Linked DNA regions of Homo sapiens: region 1 is linked to region 2. Evidence: chromatin contacts called from ENCODE Hi-C data. All regions are on one chromosome and are shown on one strand. Each heading gives the region's core, a stretch centred on a gene start or an enhancer-like site at or near the end of the contact. The rest is flanking DNA. Distances are from core to core; before and after follow the strand shown.

Region 1 (6,010 bases), core at 2,618-5,117, 300 kb after region 2:
GTCTGGGGTGGAGGGCAGCAGGAGAAGAGAAGGCAGCTGGGAGGCCAGGTGGAGGGTGGCGGTGGCCAGGATGGAAATGGAGGAGAGGCTGGAAAGGCAGGAAGGAGCCCCAGGGAGTGTTGTCTGAGAAGCCTAAGTTGGGGCATGAGGAGGGAAAGTGTGTGAGTTGAATAGTGTCAAATGGAGCAGACGTCATAAGACTTTTGCTATGGACTGAATTGTGTCACTCCCAAATTCATATGTTGAAGTCCTAACTCCCAACATGGCTGTATCTTGACATAGGGTTTTAGGAGGTAATTAAGGCTAAATGAGATTGTAAGAGTGGGCTGTTGTCATGGGGTTAGTGTCCTTATAAGCGAGCTGAGAGCTTTCTCTCCCTCTCTTTCTCTATCCCCTCCCTTTTACCCCACTTCCCCACTTCACCACTTGAGGATAAGCAAGAAGACAGCCATCTGTAAGCCAGAAAGAGAGCCCTCACCAGAACCCCACCATGCTAGCACCCTGATCTGGGACCTCCAGCCTCCAGAACTGTGAGAAAATAATGTCTGTCATTTAAGCCATGCAGTCTATGCTGTTTTGTTCTGGAAGCCCAAGAAGACAAATACAGCCTCGTTCCTGGAATGTTGAAAGTGTCACTGGGGCGAAGATGGTATACAGCCTCTTATTTTGAACTCCCACTGTTCTAACATTCGTTCATGAAACATCTTTTGTGAATTGATGCCAGGCAAGTGGTATAAAAAGGAAAAGGCACCCGTCTTGTGAGTCCAGGCTGCATCCGCTGAAGCTGTCCCTGCTGGCGGCTGCAGTTCTCCTCACAGGGCGACCACATTCACAAACACCCTCAGGGCAGTGTCCCAGAAACAGAGCTTCCCAACTGAGATCTGTCCTACTTTTGAAGATGACTGCTGTATTGCTCAGGGAGGGAGAATTTTCAATCCTTGCAAAGCAAGACAGAAACAAAAGGGGTACTTGGCCTTCTCAACCGGTGTGCATGTACAGTATTTGAGGGCGCTACCTTTAGACAGCAGGGTGAGTGTGCAAAGGGATCCTCGTGTTGGAAGATGGGGGTAAAGGGGTATGAGTCTGAGTTCCTCCTGAAACACCAGCCTCTCTCAGAGGCAGCAGCGGAGCTCCGCGTATGCTGGCGCTCTCTTTCTTGCATCGTGTTCATGGATTTCTAAATTCCCTTGCTAATGGCAACAGAAATACCACCATCAAAACTAACGTCTCAAGGGTCCAAGGTTTCAATCACACAAAGCCCAGGTTATCATAGGAACATGGGGCAGGCAAGGAGGGGGCCCCTGGGGAGCCATCTTCATGTGTCCTCATTAAAATGAAGGGAGTCATTCAGAGATTTGACTGTGTTTGTCTCCTTCTACTATTTTTCTTTAAAAAGCTGTTTCAGTTAGAGTAGGAAGAGCAAGATACACTTATTTCTGAAATGGGTGCAAGAACTTTCAAATATGGAAACACAACACCTTTCTATTTTTTGAATTCTGCTTTTAAAACGGAAAAATACTTGTTCTTCTTGAGAATTGGGCTTTCTGCTTTGAAGGAGGTAATATCAAAGCAATATTTTATTTGCAAGTAATGAACTGTACTCTTTTAACTTGTTTTGCTAAAGCATTGCTCTTCTGGGTACTTCATAGTTAAAGTATTGTGCCCTCCCACCTACCCTGAAGTTTTTGCTAGTCTTTGTGCATGACATTCAAAATAACGTACTTCTGCCACTACAAGGTGTGAGCACACTTCTAAATGACAAAATGATTGAGTTATCATCAAGATATTGTTCAGTATAAACATCATTTTACTTTTCTAAACTTTTAAAAGTGGCCAACACATTCAGTCGCTGTATTATCTTTTGATTAACCCAAGTGCTCAGCTATCCATCGCATTCCACGAAGTCAGTTTGCAATTAATGAGCAGGACACAGTTTATCAGCATGCCTGAGAAAAGCGATTGTATCTGGATGTCCTCAGCCCTTTCCCCTCCAAATAGGCTGTGTGGTGAGTGCTCCTTCGAATGGTACAGATGGCCGGCCTGTTTATCCTCTCCTGCCCTTGCTTCGGGCCATGCCTAAGTGCCTCACCCCTGGCTGAGTGACATCAGGTCCAGCTGGAAGTGGGGCACCAAAATGCCTGCCTCACTGGAGCTTGGTGGTGTCTGTTTGCTCACCTGCAAGGCCAGCATGGCCTTTTATTAGAGGTCTCAGGGGGCTGGGGGAGGCCATAGCTCTTTGAATTTCTCTTATTAACTCTTCTTTGACTGGTTCCAAGTCAAAGACTTCTGCGTGCATATGTACACACACTGTATCACACACACCACACACTCACACTACCCATGGATATGCACACATACCACATACCACACACACATATGCACACACACACCACACAACACCACACACATATATGCACGGATATGCACACACACCACACTACACACATCATACACACACTACACAATGTTACACACACCTATACACACACATACACACACATGCACACATACTGCGCTACACGCACCACGCACATACATGCACACACACCGCACTACACACATCATACACGTACCACACAATACTATGCACACCTATACACACGCATATGCATATGCACCACACACACACGTTATACATCCCCCACATACATTTTCTCCACTTTTCTTGGCTGCTTCCCTGGTCCTCACCATCAAAGGAATTCTTGCAGTAGAGCCTGGAAGGCTTCTCCCAGGAAGCACCCACTTCCTGCAGGAGAGAGACTGTGAGAGCGCGCCAGCCTCCTCCCCAGCCCTACACGCTGCCATTCATCCTCTCAACACACTTGTGAGTGTCCCTGTTGTGCCAAGCACTCTTCCAGGTCCTTCCAGGAGGTGGGTGAGGGGCACTGATGAAAAAAATGGGCCTCAACCTGGAGTCATGAAGCTTGGGGGTTTGGGTGGGACACAGGAATAAGAAATGAACATATCTGTGAACACGATGACCAGGAATTACAGGAGGGAAAGAGCACCGAGGAGCCTGCAGAAAGAGGCCCTGGAGCCCGGAGCTGATGCCAAAGGCTGTCCAGGAGGAGCAAAGGAGCAGCCAGGAAGGCCCTGGGGCACAGCAAGAGTGTCCAGAGTGAAGCCCAGCAAGTGGGGAGGGCGGTTCATGCAGTGAGAGGAAGACTCTAGAGGTTTTATCTAGGCCGTATTCCTTCCCCCTTTGTGGAGATGGGTTGTGCAGGGGGTGTGGAGGGAGCTAGAAGCTCCGCATGCATGGAAGATTAGTGCTCACAGAGCCCCAGATAGAGGCCGAAATGCCCATGGTGGGTGAGGAAGAAGTTTGGAAGGGGAAGCCAGAGAGGAGACGATGCAGGGCTCGCACTGGAACCAGCTCAGTTGGATGAAAGAAAAAAGTAAAGAAAAACGGAGAGCTTGAGCTTAAGGTCATTTTTCTAACTTTCTGTGTTGAAATAACGTTGGACAGACAGAAAAGTTACAAGGATAGAGTTTCCATACATACTTTTTTCATGTCAAGATCTTGTATCAACACGGCCCATTGGTCAAATCTGAGGAATTATTGTGGGTAAAATACGATTAGCCAAATGGTAGACTTTGTTTGAGTTTCCCTATCTTTCCACTCACTCCCTTTTTCTGTTCCAGGATCCAGACCAGGAGCCTACATTTCACTAACTTGTCAGGACTCCCGTCTCTCCTCCAGCCTGCGACAGCTCCTCCGTCTTCTTTTGTCTTTTCTAACCTTGATACTTTTGACGAGTACTGGCCAGCTGTTTCGCAGGATTTTCCTCCAGCTGAGTTGGCTTGAGGTTTTCTCTGATTGGATCACAGTTACCGGTTTTCGGAGGAACAGCACAGAGGTGAACGGTCTCACTTATCACTCCACATCAAAGCAGGCATGACACCCACGTGACTCATTCCTAGGAGGCTGACCTTCACCTTTTGGTCTGGGCGACATCTGCCAGGTTTTTCCACTGTCTAGTGACTATTTTTTTCTTTTCCTTTTTTTATGTTTGTGAAAGTCCTGCCCACACTCAAGGGGCGGGAAATGAAACTACACCCCCTGGTGTAATTTGTGAGGTACATTAAAACCACCCTAGTAATAGGAAATGCTCACATTATGCTTTTGGTCATTGTTATTGAGCTAGTTATGAGGCTTCTTTTTCCCTCTGTGGGAAGATGACATTTTCACCCGTAATACCTTGTCACCCGTACCACTTTGGCAGTCTCAGTGAAGATACCTGCACCCTCTGGGTGAGGGGCTTCTGACTAGTGCCATGGATGCTTGCTCTACAGAGACCAGAGAAGACTCCAGTTAGGGAGAGCGGACTCGCTACGCTCAGGTGCCGCCCCTCTGTCTCCCAGCCTCTCTAAAATGACAAGAAAGGGACAAAAGCCTTATTAACTTATAGAGTGAAAGACAGCAGGGATAACCAAGGGTAAAGCATCACAACACATTTTGTAAGTGCCTCATCTGAGCAGATCCTGACCAGGAGTGTCCCCTCTCCTGCCACCCACTGGAAGGTGCAAGCAGACGGAGGTGGACAAAGCCCTGGGCTCATGGCAGGGCCCCTGCAGTATCTGCCTGGAGGACCTCAGGCACCACAGTTCCCTCTCCCATTCTGTATGCCCTGTGGCTACTCTGGACACAGTCCCCATAGGAGGTGGTAGTTGACTGGGGATGCCATAACAAAGTGCCACACACTAGGTGACTTAGAACAATAGCAATGGAGTGTTTTACAGTTCTGGAGGCCAGAAATCCAAGATCCAGGTGTTGGCAGGGCCCCACTCCCCGTGAAGGCACCAGGACTCTCTCTGCCCAAGGCCTCTCTCCTACCTTCTGTTAGTTCCTTGGCTTGTGGCAGCAGAGCTCCAATCCTTACATGGCATTCTCTACGTGTACGAATGCATCTATGTCCAAATTTCCCCTTTACATAAGGATATGAATCATACTGGATTGGGGCCCACCCTTGCAATCCTATCTTAAATAATTACCTTTGTAACAGCTCTATCTCCAGATCTACACACACACTCGGAGGGACTTGGGGGTTAGGATTTCAACCTGTGAATTTTGGAGGGAACGTAATTCAACCTATAACTAGGTGGGATGTTTACTTGCTGAAGGAACAGACAGTCCCACTAGGCTGGGAATGGTAGACCCAGAGAGGGCTGGAGGGGAGCTTTGGGGCTAAAAAGACAGATTACATGCAAGCCAGCCTCCTGAACCTGGGACCCTCAGCTCTTCTTCCCACTCTGCTTCCACAGGTCTACCCTGCCCTCACCTGGGGAGAAGTGTGGAGGACTCCTCCTTGGAGAAAGTGAAAAACTCCCAGAGAAAACATTGGCAGGAATTGGCATTGGATGGGTCCTGGCTTGAGACTAGCTCCCATTGCATCAGTCTGCAAGCCCTCTGCTATTTCTACCTCCCCACCCAAACTCCAATCCACACTTACTTTAATGTCCCATTCTGCAATGTGAGTGGGCAGCGGAAGGTCACCAGAAGCTGTAGAGAAAGTCTTTACATGAAAGACAGACACTAAGGGGTAAAATCGCAAAGCAGGTATGCAAAAGAAACAAAAATAACCAGGGGGCTAAATAATCGAAAAACAATATTTTATGTTCTCAGATATCAAAGATGGTATTGCATCTGTAGAGAAGGAAAAATGTACTAAATAAAATTACTAAGTATTGGTCTAGAGGGTTGGAGAGAATATAGATATTTTTTAAATACGAAAATGAGATTTATCTATCAATCATCTATCTACCTATGTCATTCATCTATTTATTAATCCTCTATCTATCTACCATCTACTTATATACATATTCATTCATCACTATCTATCCATCTGTCTTTTTGCCTGAGTACTTTCTTTGAAAACTACTGGATAATGCACTTCAGTAAAATAAGGGAGAAAACTAGATAACATGGAATTCTGGAAACAGAGGACCCAATACAAGAGAGAGATGAGGAAGGCTCAAAAGTCTCTAAGAAAAAAAAAAGCTACTGTATTTG
Region 2 (5,738 bases), core at 2,570-5,069:
CATCAGAGAAACGGGAGGAGTGCTGTGCCACCACACGATGAGACAGGACGCTGTCCTACCTTGGCCCTTATTGGTCACGGGGCCAGAGCTCTGGGCTAGGAGCCAACGTGGGGCTGGGGACTGCATTTTGAATTCCTGATCTTCCCAGCTTTCCAGCTGTGACTTCAGACTTTTTGGTACCTCTCTGAGCTTTAATGTCCACATTTTTAAGACGTCTGACCTCACATAGTACCTGTGTGCTCAGAGGTGCTTAATGCACTAATTGACTCGGGATCTGACCTTGGGGCAGGTTGCTGGCCTTCCCTCTCTCAGTGCTCAATATCTTCAGAGATGGCCAGACGCCTCTCTGCTTGTGAACTGCGGATTAAAGCCAATGGGCTCTTAAAGTCTCTCCCAGTTGTAGGACACCAATTTCCCCAGGTTCCATAATCACCTGTTCTGTTAGCTGCTTCCTCCCACACATGCACACACACACACGCACACACACAGGCACATGTGCCCATAGTGCATACCTGTCTATTGTGAAGCGCAATCGTTCAATCTTGTTGGACTCCCCAGCTATTACATTAGGTCAGCAGCGTTGGCTTTACCAACCTCAGATAGTCAAGGATGAGTGAAAAGTAAAGAGCTACTTTGCCCCTGCAGAGAGTGGCGAAGGTGCTGGTGAGGAGGGCCAGCATGCCGTGCTCAATGGCCTGCAACAGCAGACAGCCCTGTGAGCCTCCCAAATGGGCCTGGCAGCTCGTTCTTAAAGAGTGAGTACTAGAAAATAAAGACAGTGATTCTCTTGATGTTTTTCATTCTCCCGGGTTCTTGAGGCCACCCGAGGGTCTGTGGGGATGTCTGGGTGTTACCAGTGCAGGTGGGCTCTGCCTTTTTGCTCTGGTTTTGACATTGTCACCATCCAGCCATGTGCTGGATGAGGCTGTGGCCTCTTTTGCTTGCTTCTGCTCCTTTCCATGGAGGCTGACATCTGTCTCATAAACATGAAAGGAGAAGGCCCTATTTCAAAGCTGAATGATACTTTTTGCCTTTTTCTACAGGGTAAAATTGAACAAAATCATTTTTTCTACAAGCGTCCTCTCTCCTTAGCATTTGCCCTATTTATTTATTTTTTCAGGGCTGCAAATTACTTCAAATAAACAAGGTAGCACAGAAAAAACAATGGCCAGAACCCTTGGTTTCTATTAAACAATCATGTTATGGGAACATTGCACCTTGTGGAATCCCCGGGTGAGGTGATGGACAAGCAGCCGGTGCACAGTATGTTCTGTTCTGAGCTGGAAGTTGGTTGCTTTGATTCTCTCACTTGGTCTTGCACAGTTTAGCAATTAGTGAAGAACAACTTCAGCTTGCAGGGTTCTCCTGGAGCCTGTCTTGTTTGTCCCAGGGCCCGGCTTTGGCAGCAGAGAGCAGATTCTGAGAGGTTCTGTTCCCTGGCTGACAAAGCTCTGGGCCTCAGCATCAACGCTGCCATGAGCATATCTGCCAGCAGTTGGGCAGGAGGAGACCTCTCTGGCTGGGGTCTGGCCTGGTGGAGAAGGGACTGGCCCTCCAGTTCACACCTGCTGGAAGGCAGATCCCTGGCACCTCCACACCCTATCCTGCCCACTAATGTGGTCTCAGCCTCTCCCAGTCTCCTCTTCTGTCCAATAACTCCACCCAGACCATTTCCTATCATTGTTGCAAAGACTGAGACAAGACGCATGAAAGTTGTGTGCCCAGGAGAGGGCCTTGCCTGGAGTGGATACATGGTGAAAGTGAGTTTCCTCCCCACACTTGGAATGCGAACCACTTTGTTTTTCCCACCATGCAACTGTGCCTGCAGCTGCAGCTTCATCCAAAGGTTTCCCCTTTTCATCCCCTGTGGGGTTCCTGTCTGTGCTCTCTACAAGCCACAGAGGTTGACGGCCCCCTTGAGGCAGTCTGACCTTGGGTTTTCTTTCCTATTCATGCATACTGACCACCCCAGGGCCTGCGATGCAAGGAAGTGGAGATCTGGGAAACTGTTCTTGTCCCCTATTTCTTTATTTGCCTTCAGAGGAACTTGCCTTTCTAAATACAGTCACCCTGGAAGTTTCAGGAGAGGAAGGTCTGTTGGGGTTTCCAGGAAGCACAGTGAATGAACTCAGGGTGCCCCAAAGCAACCCCAGGATCGGCATGGTGCGGTGAGCACGGAAGCAGAGCCGTGGCCAGCTTCAGCCAGGGATAAGTGAAGCTCCATTTTTTGTGGGATTAAAGCTTTTCTGGTGCATGGCAAGGTACCATTTCTTTTCTTCCAACTGAAAAACAGAAGGAGAGAAGATCCCCCAAGTAGCCATGGGGCCTCCCTGGCTATTATTCTGGCAGAGTGAAGGCCGTGCAGACATGTGGATGAAATTTCTCTTCAGTTAGTTACAAATATGTCTGCAAAGCCTGTGTATCATAAACCAGAAAGCAACTATATGTATATATGTATATGTGTGTGCATGTGTAGGTGTTTGCATATCATACTTCTGCTAAGTCCTCAGATAAAACCAACGCTGGCAACTAGATCGAGAAATCATGGCCCAGGCTCAGCATCGCCCAAGGGCAGCTGACCTAGCCTTTGCAATGGCACTGGCATTAGCCGGGGAGGTCCGCACCAGGACACACTCCCTGGCTGGGGTGGGATGTTCTGAACCGTGCAGATGGGGATTAGGCCGAGCCCCACACCCTGAGCGCCTCTGTAAACAAAGGGCTTCTCAGTAAGCAGAGCTCAGCATTTAAAGCCCTGAGGTTGATGGTCCTCGCTTGCCATGACCTCAAAGGCTGGGTATCATTTTCCATCCTGGGAAGGGAAGACCCCTGAGGCGCCTGCAGTGAAGTGACCAGCTCAAGGTCACCAGCGAGTAGATGACTCCAGGCATTGGGAACATGCCCAGAGGAGTGCTTTGCAGCCGTCCTGAAGCCTGTCTGGGAACTGTTTACAGGGCCTGGTTGAAAGCTCTGCTAGGAGTCGGGTATCCCGACTGAACTTCTCAGATGTCTGCAGAAGCAGGGAGCCAGTGAGAGGGAGATAAATTGTACAAGCTAGAACGAGGAGGAGGCCAGCCCCCATGGCTCTTGGGGGTGAACTGCCCGCTGTCCTCGCTGTTTGGGTCCCGGCCCCAGGCCCAGCGGCAATGAGGAGCTGTGAGCACAGCCTGCTTCTGGCAGGACCTCCTGTACCGCTGTTATTTTTATCTCTGTGCAGGGCTGGAGTTTACCTTTTTGTTCTGGTTTCCCATAAACACAGCTTGTGGGCTTCCCTTGCTGCCTCCTTTCTTGGCATTTAAGACATACACCTGCCTGCATTTCAGATCTTTCTGGCAGGCTCAGGAACACCAGCAGGCTCTTTGCAGCCATGGGCTGCATTGAGAAAGTGCAAGAAAACCAAGTGAGGCTCTTGGGCTCTTAGCTCCTCAGCCTGCGTCTCCAGAGTGGCTTGGCTCTGCTCAGCAAGGGAGAGTGTGCACAGCCCAACACACAGGAACCCAGGAGGGGAGCAGGCCAGAAACCCCCACTGAGGGCTACTGCTGTTTGAGGTGAGGAGGCCCTGGCGCCCCCAGCCAGCTGGTCTGCGGCCAGGAGCACTGAGTGCCCTTAGTTTCTTGGTGGTGATGACTTCCCTCTGCGGGTTAATTATGCAGCCTAATAGCTGTTATTACTCCTGAACACAGTGTGCTGCTGGCAGCCTGTGGCAGTTTTAAGGGCAGCTCTGTCTACCAGCTTCCCCTTCTCTGGGTGCCCTGCCCACCCTTCAGAAAAATAAAGTGAGAGGGCGCCTCTCCCAGCAAGGCGGCGCTCAGTCCACGGCCGGCGGGAGCTTCCTCCAGGCTGCTGCCCTGCTAGTGACGTTGATTATTGGAGGGCATTTTACTTTCTTGGGAGACCTGGGTTTGGGAGCTGACTATGCCAGGGAGGAAGCGGCTGGGACCAGCAGTTTGGTGGAAAGGTGCTGAGCATGGTGAGACTCACTCTGGGTTTGTCCCGAGGCCCCGGGTGCCTTGCTCAAGGCTCAGAATTGCTGTCAGTTGTGGGGGCACAGAGCACCTCATGGGCACGGCTCCTGAGGACTGTGGATTTGGGGTTCAGAGGGGCTCTCAGAGCTCACCTGGCCCCCCATCTCTACCCAGCGCAGCAACCATAGCCTCAGGATCTCCAGCGTTCAGCTCTCATTTCCTGTGACTTCCGAATGGGCACTTTGAGACAACCCACCTGGTGTCTTTCATAACCTGGGTCCTGACGGCCCCTGGCATTTCTTCATCTGGGATTGTGAACCCCCGTGGGCCATGGCTATGCCCCATTCCTTGTGACATACTCTGTGGAGGTGAGTTCAGAACTCAGTCCCCAACATATTTATGGAGGCAAATAAAAAACCCCAAAGGGGCAATGCAGAAATCTCATTCTAACTTTTTGTCTCTTGGATGTGGTGAATGGTTCCCAGACTGAAAAGGATGCATCTGAGTGTCACCTCCCCTAGTGCCTCTGCTGGAGGAGTTATGCCCAAGGAGAGCAGAGGCAGGGGGCAGTGGCTGGGACATGGGGCCGGAGCACTCTGCCCTGCCCCTTGTGGACCACACATTTGGGTGCAGCAAGCCTGTTTCTAGGAGGTGCTGTTGGACTCGTGTGCATCTGTGCTCATTTACAGTCATTCAGAAGGCTTTTTTTTTTTTTGACAGTCTCGCTCTGTCACCCAGGCTGGGGTGCAGTAGCACGATCTTGGTTCACTGCAGCCTCGACCTCTCAGGCTCAAGCGATCCTCCCACCTCAGCCTCCTGAGTAGCTGGAACTGTGGGTGCATGCCACCATGCCCTAATAATTTTGTTTATTTTTTTCTCACTATGTTGCCCAGCCTGGTCTTGAACTCCTGGCCTCAAACCATCCTCCCACTTCAGCCTCCCAAAGTGCTGGGATTACAGGTGTGAGCCACTGTGCTCAGCCAGGCCTTCCCTTTATAGTGGCTGGGAACAGGGACAGCATCCATGCAACACTCTGGAGTGCACAGAAGAGGCCTCACCGTCTGGCTCTTGGCTTCTGATTATTCTTGAGGCTGACTCAGACTTGATTTCTGGGGGTCCCTCTGATGGCCGCAGAGGGGCTGATGCAGTCACCACGCAGATGGTTAGGGAGCTCTCATTATGCATAAGAGACGGTGGGGCAGGTGTACGGTCTCAGATGGGCTGGCCAGGACTTCCACCCTCAGGGAACCAAGAGTCCAGGTGAGAAGCCGGTGGTCCAGGATGGAGGGGAGGGCACCAGGTACACCCACAGGCAGCATACAGGGTCATGACTTGCCTGTGGTTGGCTGCAGACTCTGCTCCAGAACAGCAACCACCGGCCGTCTGCAGCAGGCCACTCTACTAGTGTGGGTGCATGGAAGGGGGCCTGCTGCAGTCCTCACTTCATGGTCATTTGAGCTGAGGCAGTCACGTGGCCACTACAACCAGGCCTGCAGGCAGAGGCAATCTGTGTTTAAAATGGCCGTGGGTTCCCCTACACTGTGGAGGCAGGGATGAGACCACCACCCTTGGTGCCCAGTGAGTCTGCAGTGACGCCACAGAGCACTGAGCAATGTGGATTCTATGGGTTTTCTCCCTTCTCCAGGCATTTTCCACTGTTGTTGAAACAGGGGCCCAGAGCAGTAGGATAATACATTGACCTTTGTAAGGTTGTCAATAATAGGTGTTGTTTTAGCTTAAAGCAAAATGTTAGCTTTTCTGCCTAATCCTTTCCAC

Evidence for each region. Hi-C counts contacts between places; a loop is a spot of excess contacts on that map. Pooled maps may share reads with other maps.
Region 1: a loop to region 2 is called in a pooled map, with 2.4 times the contacts of the local background. The contact joins two enhancer-like sites. A Hi-C loop is called at or near these places in 4 of 168 maps with a recorded cell type or tissue (colonic mucosa, endothelial cell of hepatic sinusoid, heart left ventricle and 1 more) and 4 of 50 pooled maps.

The regions. Positions count from the first base shown.
Region 1 is chr9:89,920,269-89,926,278 of GRCh38, forward strand. No RefSeq gene overlaps it. Among named protein-coding and RNA genes, the nearest start is that of MIR4290, 100 kb to the right of the region's middle. RefSeq lists an enhancer at 908-1,077. Within about 2 kb of position 3,868, at least 3 of the 41 ENCODE cell types and tissues checked have a DNase peak (open chromatin) inside an H3K27ac peak, as active enhancers do.
Region 2 is chr9:89,620,497-89,626,234 of GRCh38, forward strand. No RefSeq gene overlaps it. Among named protein-coding and RNA genes, the nearest start is that of LINC03062, 16 kb to the right of the region's middle. Within about 2 kb of position 3,820, at least 10 of the 41 ENCODE cell types and tissues checked have a DNase peak (open chromatin) inside an H3K27ac peak, as active enhancers do.